Linked DNA regions of Mus musculus: region 2 is linked to region 1. Evidence: chromatin contacts called from ENCODE Hi-C or POLR2A ChIA-PET data. All regions are on one chromosome and are shown on one strand. Each heading gives the region's core, a stretch centred on a gene start or an enhancer-like site at or near the end of the contact. The rest is flanking DNA. Distances are from core to core; before and after follow the strand shown.

The links. Hi-C counts contacts between places; a loop is a spot of excess contacts on that map. ChIA-PET counts read pairs that join two places held with the same protein, here RNA polymerase II (POLR2A).
Region 2: a map of heart shows a loop between it and region 1 (4-fold over the local background). The contact joins the promoter of Faap20 here to the enhancer-like site in region 1. A Hi-C loop is called at or near these places in 6 of 37 maps with a recorded cell type or tissue (CH12.LX, T-helper 17 cell, heart and 1 more). POLR2A ChIA-PET finds 5 or more read pairs at or near these places in 2 of 5 experiments (Patski and embryonic stem cell).

The regions. Positions count from the first base shown.
Region 1 is chr4:155,185,825-155,188,811 of GRCm38, reverse strand. All of the region lies in intron 1 of Ski (ski sarcoma viral oncogene homolog (avian)), which reads left to right. Among named protein-coding and RNA genes, the nearest start is that of Ski, 35 kb to the left of the region's middle. Within about 2 kb of position 1,576, at least 1 of the 3 ENCODE cell types and tissues checked has a DNase peak (open chromatin) inside an H3K27ac peak, as active enhancers do; it is heart, where a contact is called at or near this core.
Region 2 is chr4:155,248,245-155,251,284 of GRCm38, reverse strand. It overlaps Faap20 (Fanconi anemia core complex associated protein 20), which reads right to left and starts at 1,319. Exons shown (of 4, transcript NM_001190445.1): 1 at 1,223-1,319; 2 at 635-779; 3 at 249-529. The coding sequence starts at 1,284.

The DNA.
Region 1 (2,987 bases), core at 327-2,826:
TTTCTGGAAACATCTGTCCTGATGGCTCTAGAGGCTGGCACCCTGGGGAGAACTGGCAGTGTTTCCAGAGAGTGGTTTTTAAGACACACCTGGTCCACAAAACAACAAGCAGCGTCCCCGGGACTAGGAGGGCAGCGTTTGTTTGCTTTGGTCCTTCTCTGGGGAGAGGACTGGCCTCCTTGCACTACCCTTTGCCCCCTCTGGGCAGGTGCAGAGGCAGCCAAACTCTGGGAAGAGGTTGAGGCCCAGTGTGCCGCTGGCCACTGTTTTCTGCAGGCCTTCACCCTGTAGAGAGTCGGGTTCAAAAGGTCACTGCCCTGAGTTTTATTGTGCATCTTCAGTTCTCACGACCCTTTGCCCTTTGCACAGACCACGGGGAATGGACCTCTGACAGGGTCGAGCCTTCTGAGGGTTACAAATCCACTGAATGGTCTAAATCTCCAGCCACCAAGGTTAAGTGTTTCAGAAGCCCAGAAATGATGTTAAAAATCAAGCAAATGGGCCAGTAAAACTGCAGTGGGCAAAGGTGCGTCTGGCTGAGCCTGATGCCTGCAGGTACTCACCACCATTCTGGGAAGACTGACTTTCATGTGAGTGTGAGTGTGTGTATGCCTGAGAATAAAAACTGGAGCAAACTACTGGATACTGACTACAGAGGTGGGGTGCTGGACTTCTGCCTCAGAGTGCAGAACCCTCGGTCTCAGCAGGACTGCCTTTGTGCATCCTATCCAGTGGCCTGGGCTCTTGTTGGAGCAGCTGTGTCTCCATCTCCTGGACCTGTTGTAACTTCTGTAACGTAGAGTGACTTGTCCCAAGCTCCTTAAGTGTGGCCTCACAAATATTGCCCCTAAGGGAAATGCATGTTTTATCATGACGAGAGCCTTTTCCTGTAGTTATTGTGCCATCTTGGAGGTATTCTGTCTGGGTCTTCTTTGTGCACTCCTGCCCTGAGGCGCCTTGGGGACTGTTAAATGTTGAGGGTACTTTTTCCCAGTCTGAGATCAGGGAAACAGCCTTAGTGGTAGTAAAAGTAATCAAATAGCCAGGAGACACCTGAAAGCACAGACATTTGTTAGGCTGCCACCAATTCAGAGTGCAAATGTCGTAGTCACTCTTCCTGAGGTGACCCCTGAAACCATTTGGCCTTTTGTCCTGGTGACAGATGATGAGGGGTTCTTCAGCTGGCCCCAGGGGTGCACTGGAGTGTCTGACTTCAGCTCTGCCCATTTTAGCAGCAGGAACTTGCTGGGGCCTCTAGGCCCTGCCCACACTCCTCAGGTCAGTGGATTGCTCAGAGAGATGGGTGGTGAGAGGGGAAGGGAAGAGTGTAAGGGGGGAAGAGGAAGGGAAGGAGACAGGGGGAGAGAGGGGGAAGGAGAGGGGGGAGAGTCTGTGAGAGGAGAGAGAGAGAGAATAATTTCTGTGATCGCTGTCCTGCTAGCTCTAGTTCTTTAGTGGGTGGGACCTCATAGGAAGTGGATCACTTCCCCAAGGCCTTCCTCAGTGCTCAGTCTGGGGAAGGCTTGCTCAGGCAGAGAAGGCAGTGAAAGGCCGAAGTGGCTATTAGCTCATTCTTTCGCCTGCCTGGAAATGGAAAGTGCCAGCCCTGCCCCTTTGGTGGGTATAAGTTATGGTAGCCTCTAATAAATGGCCATGCCCTGAACCCAGGGCAGGAGATGAACTGGGTCCCTAAGCTGAGTCATGGACGGTAGCATTATTTTAAGAACCAGCAAGTCCTCTGCGATCAGGTGATCCTAGAGATAGGATCTTGACCCCTGACCTTTCCTTGGCTTTCTGAAGGCACCTATACTGGGCCTGCAAGGGGGTGGGAAGGGGGTTGTGGATTTTTAGTAACTTTTCTGTAAAGAACCTGAGGTTGCCAGGTGTGGTGCTTGCACGCCTTTAATCCGAGCACTGGGGAGGCAGAAACAGATGGGTCTCTTTTAGTTTGAGGCCAGCCTAGTCTACAAAGTGAGTTCCAGGATAGCCAGGACTACACAGAGAAACCCTATCTTGGGGAGGGGGAAAAAAAGGCCTGAGGTATTTCACATTATGGAAAGTCTCGGGGTCCTGGTGTTGCAGTCTGAGCCCTATGGAGGGAAGGGCTAACATTTTGTAGTGTGGTAGCTTTGGGACATGACCCCTGGCACAGTGCTCCCGCTCAGCAGTCATGGCCACAGTGAGCACCTGCACATTAGTGGGTCCAGTTAGCTCCCTGCTCTGACCCAGTCTGGAAGTCGGTAAAACATATGCAGTGGGTGGGGGTATCCAGCCTACATAGGCAGGGTGACTTCTATCCCTTCAAATACCAGAGGCTGATAGGTTAACCCACGGCCATCCACCTATAAGTACACACTACCAGGGAGCTGTTCGGCTGAAAAAGAAAAAAGTTTCTATTCTTCTTTTCCCCTCTCTCATTCTGCTGCCCTGTTTTGTTTTGTTTGTTTGTTTGTTTGTCCCCCTTATCCCACCCCCAGCGTTCAACCCAGTAGCCCAGGCTGACCTAGAACTCAGTAACTGAGGATGGCCTTGAGTTCCTGACCCTCTTCTCACTGCGCCGCTGTGCCCACCGATGTTTGCGGAGTCTAGCAGTTTTGTGAGGAGGCCTGATTGTTCTTTGAGTTCTGTTTCACCATTGCCCATTTTCCTCTTTGCACATTCTTATTGAGTAAATAAAAACACATAAAAGTCTTTGTGAATTTTTAACCTTTTCAGGCCCTGGAGATACTGTTGACTCCAAATCATGTGACTCTGACAACCCCCACGGGGTCCTGTAAGAGGAACTGGGGGAGGGATGGCCACAGGTCCACTGACGGCATCATGGCCGCTTTTCCCTTTCATGCGGAGCCTTTCCTGCTCTTCAGTTCTGCTGGATCTTGACCCAGGGCTGGGAGCCCATTCTTAGTTGTGAAAAGGACAATATTAAAGCCCCCCGGGAAATGAGGCGATGGCTCCGGTTAGGGAAGCTGCTGCAGTGGGCACCATGA
Region 2 (3,040 bases), core at 70-2,569, 63 kb before region 1:
TCCTGCTGCCAAGTCTGAGGGTCTGAGTTCAATCCCTAGGACTCGCATGGTGGAAGCTAAGAACAGATTTCAAGAAGTTGTCTTCTGACCTCCACATGCATATGTGCCATGCACACATATATGTAAATATTTATAATTTAAATTTTAGTTCTATAAACAAAAGGCCAGAGCCACATCCAGGCACTCTCTTAGCCTCCTAAGTCGGTGGACCTTACACCCTGCTAAGTCTTAAGTGATAGGACACTCACTTCGGGTCAAACGCCTTCTGGCACAACGGGCAACTCAGCAACGCAAGTGGACTCTGCACAGGCACACACTCCTGGGCGCTGGGAGTTCGACCAGAATTTAGTGCAGGGCATCCTTTCAGGGATGGAGTAGGTGACCCCAGGGAGCCTTCAGGTTCACAGAACAGGTGGCGGGAGCTTCCAGAGCCACGAAGGGCAGGTGGCAAAGGCGTCCAGGAGAAAGTCTTGGATCCCACAGTGAAGGCCTCAGGAGGCACAGTGGACTCTGGGTCAGGTAGAGACTCCTGAAAAGTAAGTCCCCATAAGGTCACAGCCACCAACACCATGACCTCCCCCAGGGCCTGAGAACTCTCTCCCAGGTCATCCTTCTTTAGTGCTTTTGGACACACCTGGCTGGGAAAAGCAGGCAGCGGTGGTAATGGCTGACGGTTCGGGGTCCAATCCGCGGTCCCGCTCACGGTGCTGCGCAACAGAGCAGCCCAGGGCTCACTCTTACTTCCCTCCGAGAGAAACCAAGGGCGGCAGTTAGGGGGCCTGGGAAGCACAGGAAGAGTCAGCCGGGGCATCCATGGTAGAGATATCGTGAAGAGTTGATTCTACAGTGAGGGGTACCAGGGCTAGGGAGCAGGTCCACAATGGGGTAATGGAGGAGGGAGTCCATAGTAAGAGACCGGGAAGGAACCTCACTTAGAAGGGTAAATGGACTCTTGGGGGAAACGGAGCCTGGGGCTGAGAAAGAAGTGGATAAATGGGCGACGTGAAGAGGGGTGGCGGAGGTGGTGGTGGGGAACAGCAGCGTTGGGGCGGAAGAAGCGACCGCGCCCCGAGAGAGGCGGAGCGCGGCTGGTAGCGAGATGCACGCGTGCGAGGAACCCCGCAGCTAGGCGGGAACATCGAGGCGTCCCCATCGCCTTCCCGGTGTCTCAGCGCCTTCCAAAGCCCCCAGGACCCCACCCTTCCGCTCTGTCCCGCCTCACCCGCCCCCCGCGGGCGGCCTCCGACGGCTCAGCCTCCCCCGCAGTCTCCGCTCCTCCTCCATCCTTCTCCAAACAGCGTCCGGCGGAAGTGAGACTTACAGCCCGGCCCGCCCTCCGACCGGGATCCGCTCCGGCGGCTTCCAGACCCCCCCCACTCTCCGCTCTGCCAAGTGCCAGCTCCCCTTTGTGGCGCTGGAAATCTAAGGCGCCGAGATCCCAACCGTTGGGAACACGAGGCTGCCGCCTTGAGGGAGAGGCGGGACAGGGCGGAGCTGCCCTCCAGTTTGCAGGGGTGCGAGATTGGGCCACTCGAGCCTGTGCAGAGCCTGGGCTCCCTTCCGTCAACACGTGCAGAGAGCTGTCAGGCTTGCCCTGCCGGTGGCACCTCCCAGACAATGCCCTGCCTCAGTTTCCAGTTCTGTAGTCTTTTTCAGGAAGGCCCCATGGATAGGACCAAATTCTCAGGCCCAGTTTTGCCAGCATCTTCTTCTTAAAGGAGGAACTGGGTTTTTCTACCAAAGAGAAGAGCAATCAAACCGCAAAGCCCAGGGGACGAAGGCTCAGAGTGAAAAACCCGGGCTTCCTACCTAACCAATATCCCGTCCTGCAATCCTGCAGCCCATCACTTGGTGGCAGCAAAAGTCCAGGCACTTTGATGTACGCATTGGGATTCGCTAGTAGCTTTCTACTTCACAGCCCCCAGGGGTCAGGGCCGTTCCAAACGCCTGTCCTGCAACCATCTGACTCGCAGACCCTTTTCCTGGGTCTTCCTCCAGTCAGAGCTTTGCACCCCATCCTTAGGTGAGATCACACACACACACACACACACACACACACACACACACACACACACCGTGTGTACTTCCAGGTTCCACATCCTGGAAGTTGTGTCTAGACCAGGGTCTGGGGATGGTTTCTGCACTAAGGTTGTCTTCTGTCTCTGCAGACTTGAAGAGGAAGAGCAAGTTTAATCTCGGAGAGCGCATGTATTTGTGCCGTATGTGTCTGGTGCCCACAGAGATTGGAAAAAGGTCTTGGACCGCCTAGAACTGTGGTTACAGACAGTTGTGAGCTACCATGTGGGTGCTAGGAAATGAACCTGAATCCTTTGCAAGAACACTGGCACAGACCTTTCATCCCAGTACCCAGGAGGCAGAGACAGGAGGATCTCTATGAGTTTGGTTTATGGAGTGAGTTCCAGGAAAGCAGGGCTATGAAGAAAGATCCTGTCTCAAACAAAACAAAACAAAAAGTTGAATTTGGGCTAGGGAGGTGACTCAGTAGGCAAAGTGTCTATGCAAGCATAAGGGCCTGAGGTCAGTTCTCAGAATTGACATGAAACCATGCAGGACAGCGCAAGTCTGGACTCCAGGTGTGCTGTGAGAGGAGAGGCAGAAACAGGAGGTTCCCCTCGCCTGAAGCTTTTGGGACTTGTGGACACAGTGCCTTCACAAGGTGGAAGGCGAGGTTGTCCTCTGACCTCCACCACGGTGTGTGTGCCCACCCTCACAACACACAGGAAGGAATTTTTAAAAAATATTTATGTATGAAAGTAATCTATCGACGGGCGTGGTGGCACACGCCTTTAAATCCCAGCACTCGGGAGGCAGAGGCAGGCGGTTTTCTGAGTTCAAGGCCAGCCTGGTCTACAAAGTGAGTTCCAGGACAGCCAGGGCTATACGGAGAAACCCTGTCTCGAAAAAACAAACCAAACCAAAACAAAACAAAACAAAAAAAACAAAATAACAAAATAACAAAAAAAAAAAGTAATCTATCTGCATGTACACCTGCATGCCAGAAGAGGGCATCAGATCCTAG